2 separate regions of the Homo sapiens genome follow, and region 1 is linked to region 2. The links are chromatin loops, found by intact Hi-C in ENCODE. Cell type or tissue: CD4-positive, alpha-beta T cell. All regions are shown on one strand. Each heading gives the region's core, and the rest is flanking DNA. Links, peaks and the distances in the headings are about the cores only. Region 1 holds the start of GTF2H4 (general transcription factor IIH subunit 4). Region 2 holds the start of ATAT1 (alpha tubulin acetyltransferase 1).

Region 1 (12,678 bases), core at 31-8,030, 280 kb before region 2:
GCTGTCACCTAATGTCACTGGAACATCAGCTTATTCTAAAAACTCATAACTCCTGTCATCAACTCCACCCATCCCAGTTCAGCTGTTATCCCACGTTGCTGCTCCCAGCAACGTGGGATATTCCTTTTCTGGCACATTCGCCCTTTCCAGTAATGTTTTGTTTTTCTTTCTTTAAAATAGCAGCAGCTACTATTTTCTTTTTTTAGCATTTATTGCATGACAGGTGCTGAGCTCAATGCTTTGCCCCTATTCTTCCAATGAATTATCCCGGCAACCCTGAGGTAAGAACTGTCATTTACTAGATGAGGAAACTGAGGCTCACAGAGGCAAAACAACTATGTCTAGTTTACGCAGTTAGGATGTGGCAGTGCCGAGGCACAAATCCAGATCTATACCTCCTCCCTCCATGTTTTTTTCCCCTCAAGGGTCTACCTATTCTCACACCCAAAGCCTTCATTTCTCTTCAAACACAGACAACTCACCACCACCTATTATAACAGACTCAGAGCTAGCCTTCCATAATGTGACCCCTGTCCCCCGCAGCCCAAGTGCAGCCTGTCTTCCTGCTCCACCTCTCCCAAGTGGGAATACCTGCTGGGCTGTGATGCCACTGGCGATTGCCTGCTGCACACTCTCCCGGGTCACCTGCGCCACCACCATGTTGGGGAACCGATAGAGCATCTCAGAGAAGAGGGCAATGAGGGCAATCTGCAGCTCCGACTCTGAGCCAGGGATAGAAAGAGGATGAGGAGGCCACCCCCACACCCAGACTCCCTCAAGCCCTTCTTTCAAGTGTCATGAGAAATGTCAGAGAGCTCTGTAGACTGCCAGGTAAACACGAACATAAACTGGCATTCCCTCACCCCCAACCTCCTCTTCCAGGGGCCCTCTGTCCCGCCTCACCCGTGTAGGCATACAGTCGGTAATTGGTTTCCACGACAATGAAACCTGGCTGATGCACAGTGCCCCCAGCTCCAGAGACACCTGATGAGAGATTGATGGCCAGGCGTGTGGGGTAGTAACGCCGAGATTTCCTCTGAAAAGAATAGAAAGGCAGATGCCTTGTCTCAGAAGTCACTGCCTTACATCTTCCTGCCTGAAATATCAGATCCCTCCCAAGATGCAGAACCTCAACCCCCAACTTCTCTCCCCCGAGAGACCCAAGTATTCAGTTCTGGCAACTGCTTCCTGCTACTGCCCCAAGACCCCACTCCTTTTTAAAGGCAAAGGCAACACACCACCCTGTTTCTTCCCTGGAAGCCACTTATCTAGGCGCTCATACCTTCCTCTGGAAAACAAGCCCAAACTCACGCAGATGTTGCAGGAAGTTCAACAGAGAATCACTCATACCTTCCACAGAGTAATCCTGAGGAACAGAGGTTTCCAGCTGGGGTCCAAAACACAACCCACCCACCCCCAACCCCATACATTCATTCTTTCTTTCTCCATCTCTGTTCGTTCTGTTTTCATTCTTATCTTCTCAGTCTACTCTACTGCCCCACAACTTGCTTTCCCCTTCCCATCTCTATACCTTTCAGCCCCCTGCTTACCTTGCCCAGAGTAGAGAAGCTGAGCTGGAAGAGGAAGGAGAGAATCTCTACCAGGTCCATGCCCCGGCTCTAGGGAGAAAGAGGCAGAGACAAAGGAGGAGGGATGGGAGGGAGACAATGGGAAGAAAGGGACAGAGAAGAGAAAATCAGGGAACAGTCTGTAGGCAGGAGTCTCTCAGTGAGACCTGAGAGGAGCAGAGCATGCTGGTTAAGTGGCCCTGCCTCCTCACCTGGGCTGTCTGCAAATACTGCAACATAAAGTACCAGAGCTGAGCCGGGGTGTCCAGCAACAGGAACTGGAAGCCAGCGGAAGTAATGCAGGGCGGCTCTCCAGGTTCAGTACTAGAGACAAAGACCAGGACAATGATGGTGATATGCAGAGAAAGACTACTATCCCCACTTGTCCACTCACGTTTTTTCTTGGTATCTCTGGCTATATTCTACTCAGCTTGCCTTTTCCAGCTAATGTCCTCTGATCTTGACTAGCCCCAGATACCATTTCTTAGGGACCCAAGGAGATGGCACAGCAGAGAGCTGCTGTACCTCCGGCTTCCTCACCTCTTCATGAGCCCAGCCTGGCTGAGGAGCTGAGCCAAGTCCTGGCTGACAGCTGCACTGGGGGAGCCCACCATGAAGTGCAAGACCACCTGAAGAACAGAAGAGAACAGGGAGACCATGCCCCAAGGGCCATGGGAAGTAGAAGCACAAGCAGAGACACACACACTCCCAAGTGCTTACCTCCCATCGCTCCTCGGCGTACTTGTCAAGGGAGGGAACGTCCCGGGCATGCTTGTCTGGTCCCAGCTGACTTGTGTCATCAGACCAGGCCTTCCCCCTACGGCCAGGATGGGCCAAGAGTAAGGAACCCTGGCCAGGCGCAGTGGCTCACACCTGTAATCCCTGTACTTTGGGAGGCCGAGATGGGCGGATCACTTGAGGTCAGGAGTTCAAGACCAGCCTGGCCAACATGGCGAAACCCCATCTCTACTAAAAATACAAAAAATTAGCCTGGCGTCGTGGTGGGTGCCTGTAATCCCAGCTACTCAGGAGGCTGAGGCAGGAGAATCACTTGAACCCAGGAGGTAGAGGCTGCCGTGAGTCAAGATTACACCACTGCACTCTGGCCTTGGTGACAGAGTGAGACTCTGTCTCAAAAACAAACAAAACAGAACAACAAAAAAAGAGTAAGGAACCCTGTCTGTGTTCCTTGCTGCCCTCTGCCATCTTTCCACCCTTATCCTCAGGGGCCATGAGTGGGGGACATTTCCTACACCACACACTACATCTGGTCCAACTTACTCCTAAAGGAGTTCCCAACGTGGAGACCACAAGGTTCTGGGGAGGCCCCCAGGAGCTCCCCCTCCCAAAGTTTAATTAGTGGTTTAATAAGCAGCAGTTCCCCTGCCCTAGCTTAGGAAGAGAGAGAAGTGACATACCCACCCAGAAGGGCAATGCGGAGGTTCTGGCGGAAAATGGGGTTGAGGATGAGGCCCTGGAGCCCGCCTGGGAGCAGCTGTGTGTGCCAGATCCGGAGGCCGCTCAGCAGCCCTGTACTTTCCTCCTGAGCCCTGGAACAGAAGCAGAGAGGTGAGTAGGGTATTTGGAAAACAAAAAGGAGGCCCATAAAAGCCACCATCTCTGCCTGTTCTGAACTTGCTGACCCTTGGAACACTGTTCCACAGAGTGAAATTAGTATCTTCCTAAGACAAATTCTTTACTGCATTACTTATCAGAGCCTCATTACAGATATCACACATAACTCTTTAAGAGGGAAGATACATTTGAAAGCAAGATCTCAGCTGGGAAATAAATAAAAGGGAAAAGGCAATATGCAGAGTTTCCCAAATGTATTTATTTTTAAGTTTTGTGATATATCTATTAACACTTCCTGGAAGTGCTCCAAGGAACAGCAGTTTGGGAAATGTAGCTGTTGAGAAATTTGTATCTGGCTGAGACTTACTTGCTGAATTCCTTCTTTACCCACAGAGCTACAGCAGCCTGTGGCAAAGGCTGCTCCAGAAAGAGCATCCGCATCACCCAGTTCTTAGCCAAGGATGGGAGCTCCCTGTACAGGAACAGAGGTCAAAGGTTAGTATCAGAAGCTGCATTGTATCTGCATCTCTGCCCTCAATTACCTCTCAAACATCTCATCTCACTCCAGCACAACTTTACCAGTCCTGCTGTTTTGGCCTCCACACTTTAGAGCAATTTCCAACCCTTGCCCCCAGTCCCCACCCCGACTCCAGGCTGCTACACTTTTACCTATGATATTTTATTCCACTCCGCAGACCCCATTACATTTCCCTGCCATGAAGGGGCTTCTCACCTGAAGACAGCCAGACATGTGGCAGGGTGCCCATACAATCGGTCCAATACCCCAGGGCTCAGGCCCCCTAAGAATTCCTGCAGATTCCTGCATTGTAGGTGTACTCGGTTCAGTCCCCTTGAAGGGGTGCTCTCCATCACCTGAGGAATGCAAACGTCAGAAGTGCAACCTCACCATCCATGCCAGTGTCACCCCTGACCTTTCTAACTGATTCCAGATCCATCAGTCCCCACAATAACCCCACCTTTTCTGTGGTCTCCTTTCCCATGTCACTCATCTCCTCTGGTTTCTCCCAAACCTGACCAATCTCCCTCCCTTTCTTGCCTCCTCACCCTATTTCTGCCCTTCAACTCCAGTCTTCCCTCAATTACCAAGTGACAGAATTGTTAACTGTCCAGTGTTTGCAAGATCATTTTGTATTTCAATGACTTGTCTCATCTTTGGCTAAACAGGGACAAAGAAAATTGAGCCCACACCTCTCTCTTCCATCCCATCCTGGTCAGACCAGTCTACAAGCTCCAAATCTGCCCGTCCTTCCTATCTTCTATCTCTTAGCCCACTTCTGCTAAGTACGGCGGTAACCTCTCCCCTCCATGCTTCCCAAATCTAAAGCCACCTCTTTTCCCTTCCCAAGTCTACTTCACGTCATTCACCCTGACCCACGCCTTCCGATCTCCTAGCTTCTCCCTGCCTTCCTCTCACTCTTCGCCTCCCACTCACCTCTCTCTCTCTCATACCTCTGCCACTCCCGCCCTCCTAGGTCCCCTCACCACTCTGTCGATCCTCCTCGCGCACCCCGAGTCTCGGGCCGTCGCTTAATCGGAGCCAAAGTCTCGCATTGGCTCCTGGAGATTGAGGGAAAGATGGTGAAAAAATGCGAGGAAAAGATGGGGAAAGCAAAGAAAGATTTCACAGGCAAGAGCCCAGAATGGAGAATTCAGAAGAGAAGGGAGGTAAGGGGAGGAGTGGAAAAGTGAAGAGGATGAGAATAGACGCTGCACTCTCCGGGCGCGGGGGATGCTGGGAATTGGAGTCTTGCCTTTGCTCTCCTTAGAGCCGGCTGAAGCGCGTCTGACTACAAATCCCGAAAGGCACCGTGGGGAAGCCGAAAGGAGAGGAGCTGGCTTTTAATTGAGCGAGGGGAGACACCAGAAGCTGGACCAGTTGGTTCCGCGAAGGCAGAACCAACTCCGCCCACGCTGCTAACGGCGCGTGTAACCGGCTGGAGCGGGAGGCGGGTCCGGGAAAGTAGAAGTGCCTGGAGGGCTTCCTTGCGGAGGCGCGCTCTGGCGACTTGGTGGTGAGCCGAGTGAGCACAATTACTCCCCATAAAATTGGGATAATACACACTCCAGGCCGGGCGCGGTGACTCACGCCTGTAATCCTAGCACTTTGGGAGGCCGAGGCGGCGAATCACCCGAGGTCAGGAGTTCGAGACCATCCTGGCCAACATGGTGAAACCCCCGTCTTTACTAAAAATACAAAAATTAGCCGGGCGTGGTGGTGGGCACCTGTAATCCCAGCTACTCTGGAGGCTGAGGCAGGTGAATCGCTTGAACCCTGGAGGCGGAGTTGCAGTGAGCCAGGACCATGCCATTACACGCCAGCCTGGGCGACAAGAGTGAAACTCCGTCTCAAAAAAAAAGAAAAGGAAAGAAAAGAAAGAAAGCGTACACACTCTGGGCGGTTTCCACGAGTTAACGATTAACACGATCCAGTGCACCTTACTTGACCCTAAGTACTCAGTAAATCTTAATTTCTGCCTCCACCACTCCTCAAACCGTTTACTTAGAAGACCCAGATAAATACAGTTTTTAAGACACCAACTATTTGCTCTGATTTGATTTATGAACCTACTACAAAAGTGGAGGTCTTCACCCAAACCCAGAACTACACGTTTCCCCAAATTCCTATATGCAAATTTTGTTATTCCCACCTTATAGACTGGAAGACTGGAGCCCGGCAAGATTAAGAAATTTGCCTGCAGCCTGGCGAGGTGGCTCAGAGCTGTGACCCCCAGCTACTTGGGAGGCTGAGGCAGGAGGATCGCTTGAGACTAGGAGTTTGAGGCTACAGTGAGCTATGATCGCACCAGCCTGGGTGACAGAGGGAGACCCCCATTTCTCTCTCTCTTTTTTTTTTTTTTTTGAAACGGAGTCTCTCACTCTGTCACCCAGGCTGGAGTGCAGTTGCATGATCTCAGCTCACGGCAACCTCAGCCTCCCGGGTTCAAGCGATTCTCTTACCTCAGCCTCCCAAGTAGCTGGGACTACAGGTGTGTGCCACCACGCCCGGCTAATTCTGGTATTTTTAGTAGAGATAGGGTTTCAACATGTTGGCCAGGCTAGTCTCAAACTCCTGACCTCAGGTGACCCACCTGCCTCAGCTTCCCAAAGTGTTGGGATTACAGGCATGAGCCACTGAGCCCAACCTGAGATGCCCATCTCTAAAAAAAAAAAAATTAAAAAAAAAATCCCTACAATCAGACAGGAAGTGCCCAAGCTGGGATTTGAAGCACATTTGCAAGCAACCAGGGATCAAAATGGTAATGACTATGCAAGACTTTTTATACTTTGTAGCCCACCCATGTTTTCTGTTGTCCCTGTCTTTTTAGCAATTAATGTTTTAAAATCTTCAAAGAAAAGCTAAAAATTGACAGAGCTTCTTTATGGCAAACTTTAGGTAAGGTTGAAAGACAATTTACAATCTAGGAAGAAATGGTTGATGAAATAAACAAAATACAAAAAGCTGTTACAAAGCAATAAGAAAAAGAAACATAATAGAAAGATTGGGACAGACCACTGCTTACTAGTTAGCCCTGCTCAGCAAGGAGCAGCTTAAAAAAAAAAAAAGAAGAAGAAAAGAAAAAGAAAAGAAAGAGGCCTGGCGGGGTGGCTCAGGCCTGTAATCCCAACACTTTGGGAGGCCAAAGAAGGTGGATCATTTTAGCTCAGGAGTTCCAGACCAGCCTGGGCATTATACAGAAACTCTATCGCTACAAAAACAAAACAAAACAAAAATTAGCTAGGTGTAGTGGTGTGCTCTCCTGCGGTCCCAGCTGCTCAAGAGGCTGAGGTAGAAGGATCACTTGGGCCCAGGAGATTGAGGCTGCAGTGAGCAATGATAGCACCACTGCACTCCAGCCTGAGCAACAGTGTGAGACCCTGTCCCAAAAGGAGAGGGGAAGAGAGGAGAGGACAGGGGAGAACTGGAGAGGGGAGAATTGGGGAGGGGAGAGGAAGGGAGGGTTAGGGAGGGGGAAAGAAGGAAAGAGAAAGAAAGATTGGCCAAAGCAAAAAGAAAGTTAAACAGAATATCAGAAATGTTTCAAAAATCAAAAAATTGGCTGGGCACGGTGGCTCACGCCTGTAATCCCGACACTTTGGGAGGCCGAGGTGGGTGGATCACCCGAGATCAGGAGTTCGAGACCAGCCTGGCCAACATGGTGAAACCCGTCTCTCCTAAAAATACAAAAATTAGCCGGGCGTGGTGGCAGGCGCCTATAAGCCCAGCTACTCGGGAGGCTGAGGCAGGAGAATCGCTTGAACCCGGGAGGTGGAGTTTGTAGTGAGCTGAGATCGTACCATTGCACTCCAGCCTGGGGGACAAGAGCGAGACTTTGTCTCAAAAAAAAAAAAAAAAAATTCAAAAAATTAGCCAGGCCTGGTTCTGTGGTCCCAGCTACTCAGGAGGCTGAGGCAGGAGGATTGTTTGGACCCAGGAGGTCAAGGCTACACTGAGCTGTGATCATGCCACTGCACTCCAGCCTGAGCTATACAGTGAGACCCTGTCTCAAAAAAAAAAAAAAAAAAAAAAAAGAAAAGAAAAGAAAAGAAAAGAGAAAAAGAAATTAGCTCGGTATGCACACACCTGAAGTCCTAGCTACTCAGGAGGCTGAGGTAGGAAGATCGGTTGAGTCCAGCAGTTCAAGGCTGTAGTGAGCTACAGTTACACCACTGCACTCCAGCCTGGCCGCAGAATTAGACTGTCTCTTAAAAATAAATATATAGGCCAGGCGCCATGGCTCACACCTGTAATGCCAGCACTTTGGGAGGTCAAGGTGGGTGGATCACCTGAGGTCAGGAGTTCCAGACTAGCCTGGTCAACATTTTAGTAGAAACCTTGTCTCTACTAAAAACACAAAAATTAGCTGGCATGGTGACGGGCGCCTGTAATCCCAGCTACTTGGGAGGCTGAGGCAGGAGAATCACTTGAACCCGGGAGGCAGAGGTTGCAGTGAGCTGAGACCACACCATTGCACTCCAGCCTGGGCAAGAGTGAAACTCCATCTCAAAATAAATAAATAAATAAAAATAAAAATAAATAAATCGGCCGGAGGCAGTGGCTCACACCTATAATCTCAACACTTTGGGAGGCCGAGGCGGGTGGATCACTTGAGGTCAGAAGTTCGAGACTAGCCTGAGCGGGTGAAACCCCGTCTCTACTGAAAATACAAAAATTAGCCAGACATGGTGGCGGGCGCCTGTAATCCCAGCTACTTGGGAGGCTGAGGCAGGAGAATCACTTGAACCCAGTAGGCTGAGGTTGCAGTAAGCCGAGATCACACCACTGCACTCCAGCCTGGGCAACAGAGCAAGACTCTATCTCAAAATAAATACATAAATAAAATTAAAATATAAAAGTTCAGCAAAAAAGAAATTAAGGATTGACAACCTCAATGTTGACCAGGGTATAGGAGCATACTCATACACTTTTGCTGAAAATTGAGGCCGGGTCCAGTAGCTCATGCCTGTAATCTCAGCACTTTGAAGGGAGGCCAAGCCAGGCAGATCACTTGAGCCCCGAAGTTTGAGACCAGCCTGGGCAACATGGTGAAACCCTGTCTCTACAAAAAATAAAAAAATTAGCTGGGCATGAGGGTGCATGCCTGTAGGCCCAGCTACTTGAGAGGCTGAGGCAGGAGGGTTGTTTGAGCCCTGGAGGTGGAGGTTGCAGTGAGCTGAGATCACACCATTGCACTCCAGACTGGGCAACAAAATGAGAGTCTGTCTCAAATTAAAAAAAAAAAAAAAAAAAAAAAAAAAAAAAAAAAATTGAAATAGGCACACCTCTTTTGGAGGGGGTGAGGGGACAGAGTCTTACAGTGTCACCCAGGTCAAATGCAGTGGCACAATCTTGGCTCACTGCAATCTCTGTCTCCCAGATTCAAGCGATTCTTGTGCCTCAGCCTTCCGAGTAGTTGGGATTACAGGCGTGAACCACCATGCCTGGCTAATTTTTTTTTGTATTTTTAGTACAGACAGGGTTTCACCGTGTTGGCCAGCATGTTAGTGGGCATGGTAGTTCAAAAAAGAAAATTCCTGTGATAGGGAGCTCATGACCTCCTCCTCTCAGGCAGCATCCTGGAGAGAAAGAACAGAGAGCCAGGGCCAGGCGTGGTGGCTCACACCTGTAATCCCAGCACTTTGGGAGACCGAGGAGGGTGGATCAAGACATCAGGAGTTCAAGACCAGCCTGGCCAACATGGTGAAACCCAGTCTCTACTAAAAATACAAAAATTAGCCGGGCATGGTGGCAGGTGCCTGTAATCCCAGCTACTCAGGAGGCTGAGGCAGGAGAATCGCTTCAACCCAGAAGGCGGAGGTTGCAGTGAGCGGAGATAGTGCCACTGAACTCCAGCCTGGGTGACAGAGCAAGACTTTGTCTCAAAAAAAAAAAAAAAAAAAAAAAGGAACAGAGAGCCAGGAGCCCACAGACCCACTTCCCACAGGCTTTACTGTTGACTGACTGCTACTTTGGGCAAGCTGCTTAACCTAACAGAATTTTCTTCTCTGTGCAAAGTAATTTTAACTACTTCATATATTGTTGTATTAAGTAAGATATAATATGTCGTAATTTCAATACCTGGTATATAGTGGGTGCTCAGTAATATATTATCATCATTATTGTAACTTTCACTTATTAATCCTAGTTCTAGTTCTGTAACTACATAGAATCTATGTTAGTCTATCAGATATTTGCTACAATTCTTTCTTTCAACCAATATTGAGCCCTGTGTTCCAAGATTTTGCCCTTGTGCAACTTATAGTTTGGTGGGAGGGGCAGGTATAAAAAGATATGTAAAATTACACACGTAGTAAGTGCCACAAAGAAGAGATTCATGTCCTCTGAGATTATCAGTAGGGAATTTGACCTGGTTGGGGAAGTCAGGAAAGACTGCTGAAGGACAAGCAGGAGTTAATAAGGCACAGACTGCAGGGAACATTGTTCCAGGTGAGGGAACAGCATGCCACGAAGGCCACGTGGCAGGAAGTACTGTGGCCCATTGGGTGAATCTGAAAGAAGGCCAGTGGCCCACAGAGGAAAGCAAGCGGGTGGGGGAGGACGCTGGAGAGGTATGTGGGGGCCAACCTTGGCCAGAAGGATTTTGTTCTTCATTTTAAGATTAATGAAAAGTCACTGCTGGATTTGAAATGAAGGATTAGGGTCAGATTTGTGTGTTTTAAAGATAACTGTGGTTGCAGGGTGGAAAACAACCCAGAGAGGAGCAGAGGCAGATCTGGGTGACAGCTGGGAGACCACTGCAGGAGTCCAGGCAAGATGGAGGCAGCATGTGCCAGGAGGGCGATGGAGACAGAGATGACAAGTTCCAGGGAGATTTGGGAGGCAAAATCAACAGCGTTTTGTGCTGGACTGGACTTGAGAGGTGGAAGGTAAGGGAGAAGGAGCTCGGGGATGCCACCTTGTGCGGCTTGTGCAGCTAAGTGGATGATGCTGCCATTCACTGAGTCAGTAGACTGTGGAGGAGAAGCAGGTTTGGACAAGCAGGGCCTGACTTTTAAATTAACTGCAGGTGGGGCTGGGCACGGTGGCTCACGCCTGTAATCCCAGCACCTTGGGAGGCCAAGGTGGGCGGATCACGAGGTCAGGAGTTTGAGACCAGCCTGGCCAATATGGTGAGACCCCGTCTCTACTAAAAATACAAAAAAATTAGCTGGGCATGGTGGTGCACACCTGTAATCCCAGCTATGTGGGAGGCTGAGGCAGAAGAATCGCTTGAACCCAGGAGGCGGAGGTTGCAGTGAGCTGAGATTGCGCCACGGCACTCCAGCCTGGGTGACAGAGCGAGACCAGGTCTCAAAAAAAAAAAAAAAAAAAAATTAACTCCAGGTGTTTCTGCTTGAAAGACAGCTCAGAGATTTGGGTTATCAGGCTCACTGCCGTGGCTTCCATCGCTCATTATTCTGGGATCTGGCCTCTAAACTCTAACCTATCGGTACACAACTTAAATCATAGTGCACAGTGGTTTGACCTGTGTAAGTTTTAGCAGGACTATTAGATTCGGGACCTAGGCCCCAAGGGCCTATTAATTCAACTTCACATTGATTTATCTTTACTGTGATCCTCATTATCCAATTGGCTCATTTTGTGAATATCATCAACCAAAACCCCAGGGTTTTTATTTCACATGAATGGCCATCAAGATGGGTCTGCCTTGTCCCATCCCTGCAACTGACTTTTAATTTTCTTTTTGAGACAGGGTCTTGCTCTGTCACCCAGGCTGGAGTGAAGTGATGCAATCATGGCTCACTGCAGCCTCAACCTCCTGGGCTCAAGTTATCCTCCCACCTTGGCCTCCTGAGTTGCTGGTGCACACCACTAAGCCCAGCTAGTTTTATATATATATGTATAAATGGGGGCCAGAGTGTGCTATGTTGCCTAGGCTGGTTCCAAACTCCTAGGCTCAAGAAATCCTCCTACCTCAGCTTTCCATAGTGTTGAGATTACAGGGCATGAGCCACCCCACTGGCCGATTTTTTCTTTCCAACCAAATTTGAACCCTTTAATTGTTCTCTTGGTGGTTGCAGCTCATCCTTCCAAGCCTCTGAGATAACTGAGGCTCTTGATTCTGGTTTCTGGTTCTGGTTTCCATTCCAACAACCTATCCCCTACCCCCAGTGGGGCATTTGCACACTTGATCAGCATAACCCAGGGATTCTCCCCTGGGATTTCCAGACCCTGGGGAGCCAGATGGGTTCTAGAATTTGGGCAAGAAAAAGAAATTACACCTTTTACTAACCTCTAATAGAAGTTTAGCATTTCCTCCAATTATGAATATGGGTAAAACCACCAGTAGTATTAGCAGTACCTGTGACTTGTCACTAATTGACACCACAGCTACTTTTATGTCTCACTGTGACTGTTGTAGAAATCTCAAATATGGCTTATGCTCATTAGTATTTGGAAAATGTCAGTTTATTACACCTGTTTTTAGATCTTGTTATTAAATACATGAAAAAGAAGCACATTAGTTTCATAATTTTTTAGCATTTTGGTAAACTGTTTCCATTGGTTTCCCTTATAATCCTATACATTTTATGGGTTTTGTTGTTGTTGTTGTTCTGTTTTTGAGACAGTCTCACTCTGTTGCCCAGGCTGGAGCACAGTTGTGTGATCTCAGCTCACTGCAACCCCCACCTCCCGGGTTCTAAGCAATTCTCCTGCCTCAGCCTCCTGAATAGCTGAGATTACAGGCGCATGCCACCACACCCTGCTAATTTTTGTATCTTTAGTAGAGATGGGGTTTTGCTATGTTGGCCAGGTTGGTCTCGAACTCCTGGCCTCAAGTGATCTACCCACCTCAGCCTCCCAAAGTGCTGGGATTACAGGGGTGAGCCACTATGCCTGGTCCATTTTATAGGTTTTAAAACCTAATTCTGAGGAGGACTCAGTAGACCTCTACAGACTGCCAAAGGCGTTTATGGCACAAAAAAGGTTCAGCACCCCTGGCCTGACTGCATTCCTTCCAGGCCTCCACCAGAGCACCCCTCTGAGTTGAGA
Region 2 (9,623 bases), core at 1-8,000:
GTGCAGTGGTGCAATCTTGGTTCACTGCAACCTCTGCCTCCCGGGTTCAAGTGATTCTCCTGCCTCAGCCTCCTGGGTAGCTGGGATTACAGGTACCCACCATCATGCCCCGCTAATTTTTGTATTTTTAATAGAGACGGGGTTTTACCATGTTGACCAGGCTGGTCTCAAACTCCTGACCTCAAGTGATTCGCCCACGTCAGCCTCCCAAAGTGCTGGGATTACGGGCATGGGCCACCGCACCGCACCTGGCCTTTTTTTCTGTTTTTGTTTTCATTTTTGGAGACAGGGTCTCTCTCTGTTGCCCAGGCTATAATGCAGTGGCGCGATCTTGGCTCACTGCAACCTCTGCCTCCCAGGCTCAAGCGATTCTCCCATTTCAGCCTCCCAAGTAGCTGGGACTACAGGCTCGTGCCACCACGCCTGGCTAATTTTTTTTTGTATTTTTTGTAGAGACAGAGTTTCGCTATGTTGCCCAGGCTGTTGTCTGTTTCATTGAGTAAACCATTCCTAGTGCCCAGAACACTGCCAGGCACTCAATGTTTATTGGATGAATGGGTAGCATTAGTAACATTTTGCTGCACTTAGTTATAAACAAGACTTCCTTCCCTATATTAGGCCAAAGCTCCATGAGGACAGGGAATGCATATTATTCTGGACCCTTAATAAATACTGACTGACCAGATGAGTAATGAACTATGTGAAAACAAGGAGGTGAAAATGAGCTGGCTATGTTTGGGTTGAAAATTAGTCATAAGGGGTCGGGCACGGTGGCTCACGCCTGTAATCCCAGCACTTTGGGAGGCCGAGGCGGGCAGATCACAAGGTCAGGAGATCTAGACCATCCTGGCTAACACGGTGAAACCCCATCTCTACTAAAAATACAAAAAATTAGCTGGGTATGGTGGTGGGCACCTGTAGTCCCAGCTACTCGGGAGGCTGAGGCAGGAGAATGCCGTGAACCTGGGAGGCGGAGCTTGCAGTGAGCTGAGATCGTGCCACTGCACTCCAGCCTGGGTGACAGAGCGACTCTGTCTCAAAAAAAAATTAGGCATAAGGGTTGTGTGCGGTGGCTCACACCTGTAATCCCAGCACTTTTGGGAGGCTGAGGTGGGCACATCACTTGAGGCCATGAGTTCAGGACCAGTCTGTCCAACATGGTGAAACTCCATCTCTACTAAAAATACAAAAATTAGCTGGGCATGATGGTGCATGCCTGTAATCCCTACTACTCAGGAGGCTGAGGCACAAGAATCACTTGAACCCCGGAGGCAGAGGTTGCAGTGAGCTGTGATCGTGCCACTGCAATCCAGCCTGGACGATGGAGCAAGGCTACATCTCACAAAAAAAAAAAAAAAGAAAAATTAGGTGTAGGAAACAACTTGTGGTAAAGAATCAAAATAAGTCTGGGTACAGTGGCTCACGCCTATAATCCCAGCACTTTGGGAGGCTGAGGCAGGTGGATCTCTTGAGCCAGGAGTTCAAGACCACCCAGTGCAACATAGTGAGACCTCATCTCTACAAAAAATAAAAAATTAGCCAGGCATGGTGGTGCATGCCTGTAGTCTCAGCTACTCAGGAGGCTAAGGGAGGAGTATCGCTTGAGCCCAGAAGGTTGGGCTGCAGTGAGCCAAGATCCTGCCATAGCACTCCAGCTTGGGCAACAGCAGGAGACTCTGCTTTGAAAAAAAAAAAAAAAAAGTCAGATGCGGTGGCTCACACCTGTAATCCCAGCATTTTGGGAGGCCAAGGCGGGCAGATCACAAGGTCAGGAGTTTGAGACCAGCCTGGCCAGTATGGTGTAACTCCGTCTCCACTAAAGATATAAAAATTAGCTGGGTGTGGTGGTGGGTGCCTGTAGTCCCAGCTACTCAGGAGGCTGAAGCAGGAGAATCGCTTGAAACCAGGAAGTGGAGGTTGCAGTGAGCTGAGATTGCGCCACTGTACTCCAGCCTGGGCAGCATGGCGAGACTCCATCTCAAAAAAAAAAATCAAAATAGATGAGAAAGAAGTCACTACAGGATGAGAGATGGTACCACAAGAGAAAGAAAGAGCCTGGTTGTAGAAAATGAAACCTATGTGATAGGAAATAAGTCACTACTTCTTTGCCATAAATAACAAATAAATTCAATGGGAATGCTCAGTGGGGATCTATTCTCTGAAACCTCTAACCTGTGGGACTGTGGTCTCCAGATTGTAGTGCTTATTCAGGAATTTCAGCAGCTTCTGTGAGGGTCGGTCAATTGCCAGTTGGTGCGGTTCCACTCGCTCCTTCTGCAGGGAAAAGGAGACTCAGGGTAGGAGGAAGTATGGGGAAAGCATGCCAACAGGAAGCCAGAAGCCTGGGAAGGGAATAGAATGACATGGGAACATGGGGGGTGGGAGGCAGGGCTTCTGGAAGGGCTCAGGGCAAAGGAGCCCCTAGTTTGGATGAACCAGTGAAGAGGTCAGTGATACCTGCAACATATACTGGAAGAGTTCTCGCCCATGGCCATGGCGTTGCACAGACTCATGGATGTAAAAGTCCAGGATGCAAAGTGGTTCTACCTCATTATGAGCCTCACGATCATCCTAAGAGAGAAACAATAAAAATGTTTTAGGAACCCCGGCATCTCTGCTGCCCCCTAACCTCCAGCACTTTTGTTCTCAGAAACCAAGGTATACGAACTCCTAGCATCCAATAACACTCACCAGTACAAAGAGCTTCTTGTATCCAACTTTGATGAAACCAATAATGGCTCCTTTTCCAGCCCTGTAGGACGGGGAAAATAATGAACAGGCTAGTGGTATCTATCTGCAAGAGATAGTCAAAGATGGGGGAAGGGCTGAGGAAGGAAGGAATTAAGTATGGGATGGAAGAGCATGTGGCACTCACGGTCGGGCTGAACTGTCTTTGAGAATATAAACAACATGGCGGTTACTCTGCATCCTTGATGCACTAGTGATAGGAGCGGAAAGATTCTGGGCCTGCAGGGAAGATTAAGTCAGACTTTCTGCAAGTCTCTCCGAAGGACCCAGGCCTCCCTTATATACCATCCCCACAGAGGTCCTCCCTTTACTCCATCTAAAAACTCTCCAGTACCTTGGCAGAAGCCTTGCCCAGTTCATCTATAATGGTCATAATTTGCTGCTGTAGATCAACACTAGAGAAAGAGAAGAAATAAAGAGTCAGATACTCACTAAATTAGCGGGTCCTAGGCAGTCAGTCCTGGGAACCTGGGCCACAACTCCAACCCAGGTTTAACACTGAAGGCTCCCTGCCTTTGCCTGGGAGTCTTCCAATCTGATTTCCCACCCCACCCTTCTGAAACCCAAACTTCTGTCACACCTTTCAAGGTGGCACACTCCCTCCTCCCTTAAGGTTATTGTGAGGAAGCAGAAAGGCCAGGTCAACCACATCCTTTGATTGGGACATTTTGGGCCCGGGGTGAAAGGTCACAGATCCAAGCGCTGATCAATCCCACTAGGCCCAGGGTCAGAGGTCACCAAAAAGGCAGGCCTGGACATCAAAAGGGGCGATCACTAGTCAGTGAGAAGGGGGCGTGGTGCCTGGACCAGGTTTGGAGAGGAACCGGGAGAAAAGGGCCAGAGGGTGGGTTTGAGCTGTCACCGGGCCGGCGTTGTGGTTCCGGGTCGGCGGGCTGGGGGCCTCAGGTGCTGGTCCAGCACCGTGATCCGCTCCGGGAACAGCGCGTCCACATCGAACGGGAACTCCATGGCCCATTGTGCGCGGTCGGACCCGCCCCACACGACGTCACTTCCGCCCCTCCTCTCGCCGCACCGCCTCTCGGAGTCTTTATTTCCAGGAGCCCCGCCTGTAGACCTTGCCCCCTAGCGTCCTGGCAACTGACAGGGCCCCCGTTTTTCTTGCCAAACCAGCTGTGCCCCTAGCAGTGCCACTCCTTTCCATCCCTGCATCCCACGGCAGTGAGTGCCATGGCAACGTAGTCTTCCTTGGCCCAGTGTCTCACTGTCCAACCTTTTATCCCCTCAGTGAACAGTGGGCCATGCTGTGGAGTGGGGGCCCACAAGGCATCTTGACAGAGTGGCACAGCTGCCCATCCCCGGCTTCTAGTCCCAGGCGTCACAGGCAAGGCTGGCTTAAGCCTGACCACTTATCTCCCCACAGCATCACCCAATTGCTTATATGAAAAGACCATCACTCAGCCCACCCCCCGCTAATGGCATTCATCGGAAACAGCCCAAAGCAAACCAGAGACAGTAGAGCTTTATTGTGTAAAAGCTGAGTTGGTAGAAGTATGAAACGGCAACAATGTTTAGCCCAGCCCATCTATTTACAATATATAGGGGTTGGGGTTTCCCATACACATCTGTACCACCCGCCCTCAGCCTCAAGATTTATCCCTATCAGCAACATTCATTTCCTGGATTTGTCACTGGCCACAAAAGACACAACTCTTCAGGGTGATATCCCATCACATAAACCTACATACACATTATCTCCTAGTCCCTCTAGCTCTCTTCCCAGTCTTTTTTTTTTTTTTTGAGACAGGGTCTAGCTGTCACCCAGGCTGGAGTGCAGGGGTGTGACTGCAACTCACTGCAACCTCCGCCTCCTGGGATCAAGTGATCCTACCTTAGCCTCCCCAATAGTTGAGACTACAGGTGTGCACCACCACACCCAGCTAATTTTTGTATTTTTTGGTAAAGACGAGGTTTCACCATGGTGCCCAGGCTGGTCTCAAACTCCTGGGATCAAGTGATCAGCCCACCTTGGCTTCCCAAAGTGCTGGGATTACAGGAGTGAGCCACCACGCCTGGCCTCTCTTCCCAGTCTACAGCTCCTACAGAGCACTCTGAGGGCCTGTCTGCCCAGTGGAGGAGGCTTCCGCTGGTGTTCTAGGGGGCATCTTGGGCATTGACTCAGGTGGGGGGCCACTCTCTTCTTGGAGATGACCCTGGTAAAGCCGGCGAAGGCGAGACAGTTCTCTCTCCGGTGGCTGTTTCCAGTTGTACCATGGGTACCAGGGGTCACCTGAGACCAGGGTGGGGGCTGGCGGAGTAGCACTCACAGCCCCATGAGAGGTACTGAAGTCAAGGTCCCGTGGTTCAACCTGGGGGATGTGGTAAATGAGGAGACCTAAGGGATTAAAAAAGAAAAGAAATTTAAGAGGCAATGAGGAGGGTGGTTTAGATGAAGTAAGAAAAAGGATTATAAAGGGAAGGACCAGTCAGAGCCACCAGGTACATTTATGCATGTTGTATACTGCAAACAGGTGACCGGCCCAGAGGGCAAGTGTGGGCTGACATACTGCTGGGGCTCTTGCTTACAAAGCTGTGCAGTGCTGAACAAGGACTATGAAGCTGCATCTGCCCTAGCAGAGGGGTATACTTTTTACTAACTTATGCAGCAGTGCCATGTAGTCCAGGGCCAGACATTTATATAAAGAACTTCCTAAGGCATTGAGACCAGCAGTTGTAAAATAGGAGGGAAAAGGATGGAAAGACAAAGAACAAGGAGACAGGACAATGATAAAGTAAGACACTCAGGAGAAAGGACAGGGGACAATGTAACGTCAGGAAGAACATGCTGGGTGCTACCATCTTGAACAGGTGTGAGCATTTATATCCATTTTCTAGCCCTAAGTCATCTTCCTTATACCTAAACAAAACTGCTGTGTGCCCCGTCTCATGCTCACCATGATCCCTGGCTTTCTGGATGGCCTGGGTCAACCGCTTGTGCTGCTTCACACAGACTCCTGTGGGGAGAAAAATATCTTGTTCTTTAAGGCACAGTAAATAATAGAACACAACTGCTTCCATATGGTGACAGAGGGGTAGATTGGGAAGGATTGGCTTTACCTAATGACCCCTTTCCCCTGACCCCTCCATGGACCTCAGTTTCCCCATCTGCCCAAAGGAAAGAATCTCCCCCATCTTTTGGAGAGCTGGGATAAAGATTTAGGAGGGTCTAGCCACTATAGAGAAGCCATTTAATGGTAAAACCTCCAAGACAGGGAGAACACAATTTAATGGGCAAGTGTGGTTAATTAGAGGGTTGAGTTGAACAATCCACAAAGATTCAATAAAGGGAAAAGAGATTTCAGAGTTGGGGAAGGCAATCTGAGAGAGTAACAATAATAGTCCCTTCAGCCTTTACAGCTTGACTATAAGAAACTCTTGACAAACTGAACACTGATTGTACTGCCACCCCCAACAATGGTGAATTCAGATTATTCTCTGCAAGGCCAGGCACGGTGGCTCATGCCTATAATCCCAGCATTTTGGGAGGCTTAGGTGGGAGGATCACTTGAGGTCAGGAGTTCAAGACCAGACTGGCCAAAATGGTGAAACCCTGTCTCTACTAAAAATACAAAAAAAATTAGCCAGGCACAGTGGCACGTGCCTGTAATCCCAGCTACTTGGGAGGCTGAGGCAGGAGAACTGCTTGAACCCAGGAGGTGGAGACGGCAGTGAGCCAAGATCATGCCACTGCACTCCAGCCTTGGGTGACAGAGTAAATGAGATTTCATCCCCCCACCCACACCCCCCCAAAAAAAACAAAAACAAAGATTAGTCTCTGCCGGGCACGGTGGCTCATGCCTGTCATCCCAGCACTTTGGAAGGCCAAGGCAGCTGGATCACCTGAGATCCGGAGTTCGAGACCAGCCTGACCAACATGGAGAAACCCCATCTCTATTTGCCGGACATGGTGGCATGTGCCTGCAATCCCAGCTACTCAGGGGGCTGAGGCAGGAGAATCACTTGAACTTGGGAGGCAGAGGTTGTGGTGAGGCAAGATTGCACCATTGCACTCCAGCCTGGGCAACAAGAGTGAAACTTCGTCTCAAAAAAAAAAAACAACAAAAAATTATTCTCTGCAAATTTGTCTTGCTTCAGAGCAGGGGTTAGCAAAATTTTTCTGTCTAGAGTCATATAGTAAATATTTTAAACTCTGCAGGTCCTGTGGTCTCTGTCTCAGCTACTCAACTCTGCCATTGTAGCATGGAAGCAATTGCAGAAAATATGAAAACAAATGGACGTGACAGTGGGCCAGATTTGCCCTGTGACTGTAGTTAGGGAATAAATATAATTCTGAATTGTTAAATTTACGATTCCAAGTTTGGAAAATCTAATCCAATTGACAATGATATAAAATAACTTATGTGACAATTTGTGAGAAGTCTTTTGTAAAAGTTAAAAGACCCTATAGAAAGGAATTAATCACTGTTTATCAATTAAAAACTACATTTAGATAGTTTGCTTACAGAAGTACTTGTTTTTTTCTTTTTCCTTTTTTTTTTTTGAGATGGAGCTTCACTTGATGCCCAGGCTGGAGTGCAATGGCGCAATGTTGGCTCACCACAACCTGTGCCTCCTGGGTTCAAGCGACTCTCCTGCCTCCGCCTCCTGAGTAGCTGGGATTACAGGCATGCATCACCACAGGGTTTCTCCATGTTGGTCAGGCTGGTCTCGAACTCCCAACCTCAGGTGATCCAGCCGCCTCGGCCTCCCAAAGTGCTGGGATTACAGGCATGAGCCACCACGCCTGGCTGTATTTGTTGTTTTCTTTTGTCCACATTTAATTACTTTAGCCCCCAGCAAGCCAAGATTTCCAAAAGGTTCAGCCAGACCTTTTAGGCTATAAGCAGGAGCCACTGAACAAATACCTATTGGCCAACTACATAAACAAGGCATGCCACAAGGAAAAGCTCTCTGGTGGTGCAGGGATGATGGGCTAACCTGTGTATGGAGCATAGAAGATGATACCCGTGTGGGCGCAGACAAATTGCTCCAAGAGCTTCACGTTCTGTGGGGGAAAGTGGTAGAGAAACGTGAGGAAAAGAGGCAGGGAGAGCAGCAGGATCTTTGGACATCGAAAGTACACAATCCCTACACACCCACATGGACCACCTTCACCCCTCTACAGCTCTCCAGATGCCATCCTCCTTCATGTCCCAGTTTGGCTTCATCAATTCACTGAATCCATCCTTGCACATCCCATATTCTGTCACTGTGCTCCCATAGAAATCTCTTATGCAGAGGTTAAGTTCTTTTTTTTTTTTTTTTTTTTTTTTTTGAGACAGAGTCTCCCTGTGTTGCCCAGGCTGGAGTGCAGTGGCGCGATCTCAGCTCACCACAACCTCCGCCTCCCAGGTTCAAGCAATTCTCTGCCTTAGCCTCCCGAGTAGCTGGGGTTACAGGCGCCTGCCACCACACCTGGCTAATTATTTTGTATCTTTAGTAGAGATGCGGTTTCACCATCTTGGCCAAGCTGGCCTTGAACTCCTGACCTAGTGATACACCCACCTTGGCCTCAGAAAGTGCTGGGATTACAGGCATGAGCCACCGCGCCTGGGCTGCAGAGGTTAAGTTCTAACGTCAGCCTTTAGGTGAAAAACTGGGGCTGGTCATTGGAAATCCCAGAAATCACCCAAAAAATGATATTGTAATGTGTATGTATAAACAACTAATGTATTTAATAGTATGCTGAATATAATTTATATACTAAGAATAATTTTACAATTTACATAGAACTCTCTCTCAGCAAATTAACTAGGAAATGAGACTCTTGAAAAAAAAGCAGGTACATTGTAGAGTAGAATGCAAGCAGAATCACCCATGCTACTAAATTTGTAACATTTCTCTCTCTCAGTTATGTAATTAATTATAATCTCTGTTTTGTTTTGTTTTTGAGACGGAGTCTCGCTCTGCTGCTCAGGCTGGAGTGCAGTGGTGCAATCTTGGTTCACTGTAACCTCCATCTCCCAGGTTCCAGTGATTCTCCTGCCTCAGCCTCCTGAGAAGCTGGGACTACAGGCGCCCGCCATCACACCCAGCTAATTTTTTTTGTATTTTTAGTAGAGACGGCGTTTCACCTTGTTGGCCAGGCTGGTCTCAAACTCCTGACCTCAAGTGATCCACTCACCTTGGCCTCCCAAAGTGCTGGGATTACAAGCATGAGCCACCGCACCTGGCCATAATCTCTTTTTATAACCAATTATATGCAATTGAAACTGGGAAATTATCTATGGGACTCCTAAATAACCTGTGTTAGAAGGGTTCTTATTGCAGTCAAATACCCCCATTTTCTGACTGTTATCCAAATGCTCTACTACTTCCCTGATGATCAGCCATATAGCTTCTGCTCTAATACTTTTGCTGCAAGCTCAGAAGAACACTTTCCCATTATCTGTTTTATTGATATAATGTTTTCAAATTCTTTTTGTTTTGTTTTTCTTTGAGGAGTTTCACTCTTTCGCCCAGGCTGGAGTGCAGTGGTGCAATCTCAGCTCACTGCAACCTCCGCCTCCCGGGTTCAAGCAATTCTCCTGCCTCAGCCTCCCAAGTAGCTGGGATTATAGGCGCCTGCCACCATGCCTGGCTAATTTTTGTATTTTTAGTAGAGACAGGGTTTCACCACGTTGGCCAGGCTGGTCTCAAACTCCTGACCTCAGGTGAAGCACCTGCCTGGGCCTCCCAAAGTGCTAGCATTACAGGCATGGGCCGCCGCACCCAGCCAATATGTTTTCAAATTCTTTAAGGAGCAAATCCTGTCCTTCTCACATATTGAAGGCTTTTTGAAAAATAATGGACTCTATCTTGCTTCATATACCTGCCCTCCAGCCCCAGGTGCCAGCATGGCACTGAACATTGACAAG

Evidence for each region. Peaks named below come from ENCODE experiments on the same cell type or tissue, not always from the same donor. Only the 100,000 strongest peaks of a DNase experiment are listed, where the experiment ranks them.
Region 1: it touches region 2 in a loop (3-fold over the local background); 4 of 110 quality-filtered maps call a loop at or near these places.

Annotation. Positions count from the first base shown.
Region 1 is chr6:30,900,372-30,913,049 of GRCh38, reverse strand. It overlaps GTF2H4 (general transcription factor IIH subunit 4), which reads right to left and starts at 4,843. Exons shown (of 14, transcript NM_001517.5): 1 at 4,647-4,843; 2 at 3,877-4,016; 3 at 3,511-3,615; 4 at 2,987-3,118; 5 at 2,289-2,385; 6 at 2,109-2,197; 7 at 1,781-1,892; 8 at 1,551-1,619; 9 at 1,283-1,366; 10 at 904-1,036; 11 at 592-722. The coding sequence starts at 4,013. In CD4-positive, alpha-beta T cell, for the core only: no CTCF peak of the experiment used is centred there; a DNase peak (open chromatin) is centred at 4,959; H3K4me3 peaks cover 1,601 bases.
Region 2 is chr6:30,620,980-30,630,602 of GRCh38, reverse strand. It overlaps MRPS18B (mitochondrial ribosomal protein S18B), which reads right to left. Exons shown (of 7, transcript NM_014046.4): 5 at 7,705-7,771; 6 at 5,661-5,720; 7 at 4,211-5,101. The coding sequence ends at 4,806. ATAT1 (alpha tubulin acetyltransferase 1) reads right to left here and starts at 3,729. Exons shown (of 13, transcript NM_001413067.1): 1 at 3,611-3,729; 2 at 3,083-3,143; 3 at 2,876-2,967; 4 at 2,692-2,752; 5 at 2,458-2,571; 6 at 2,173-2,274. The coding sequence starts at 3,717. RefSeq lists an enhancer at 3,597-3,891. In CD4-positive, alpha-beta T cell, for the core only: a CTCF peak has its summit at 3,883; a DNase peak (open chromatin) is centred at 3,762; H3K4me3 peaks cover 1,180 bases; H3K27ac peaks cover 1,583 bases.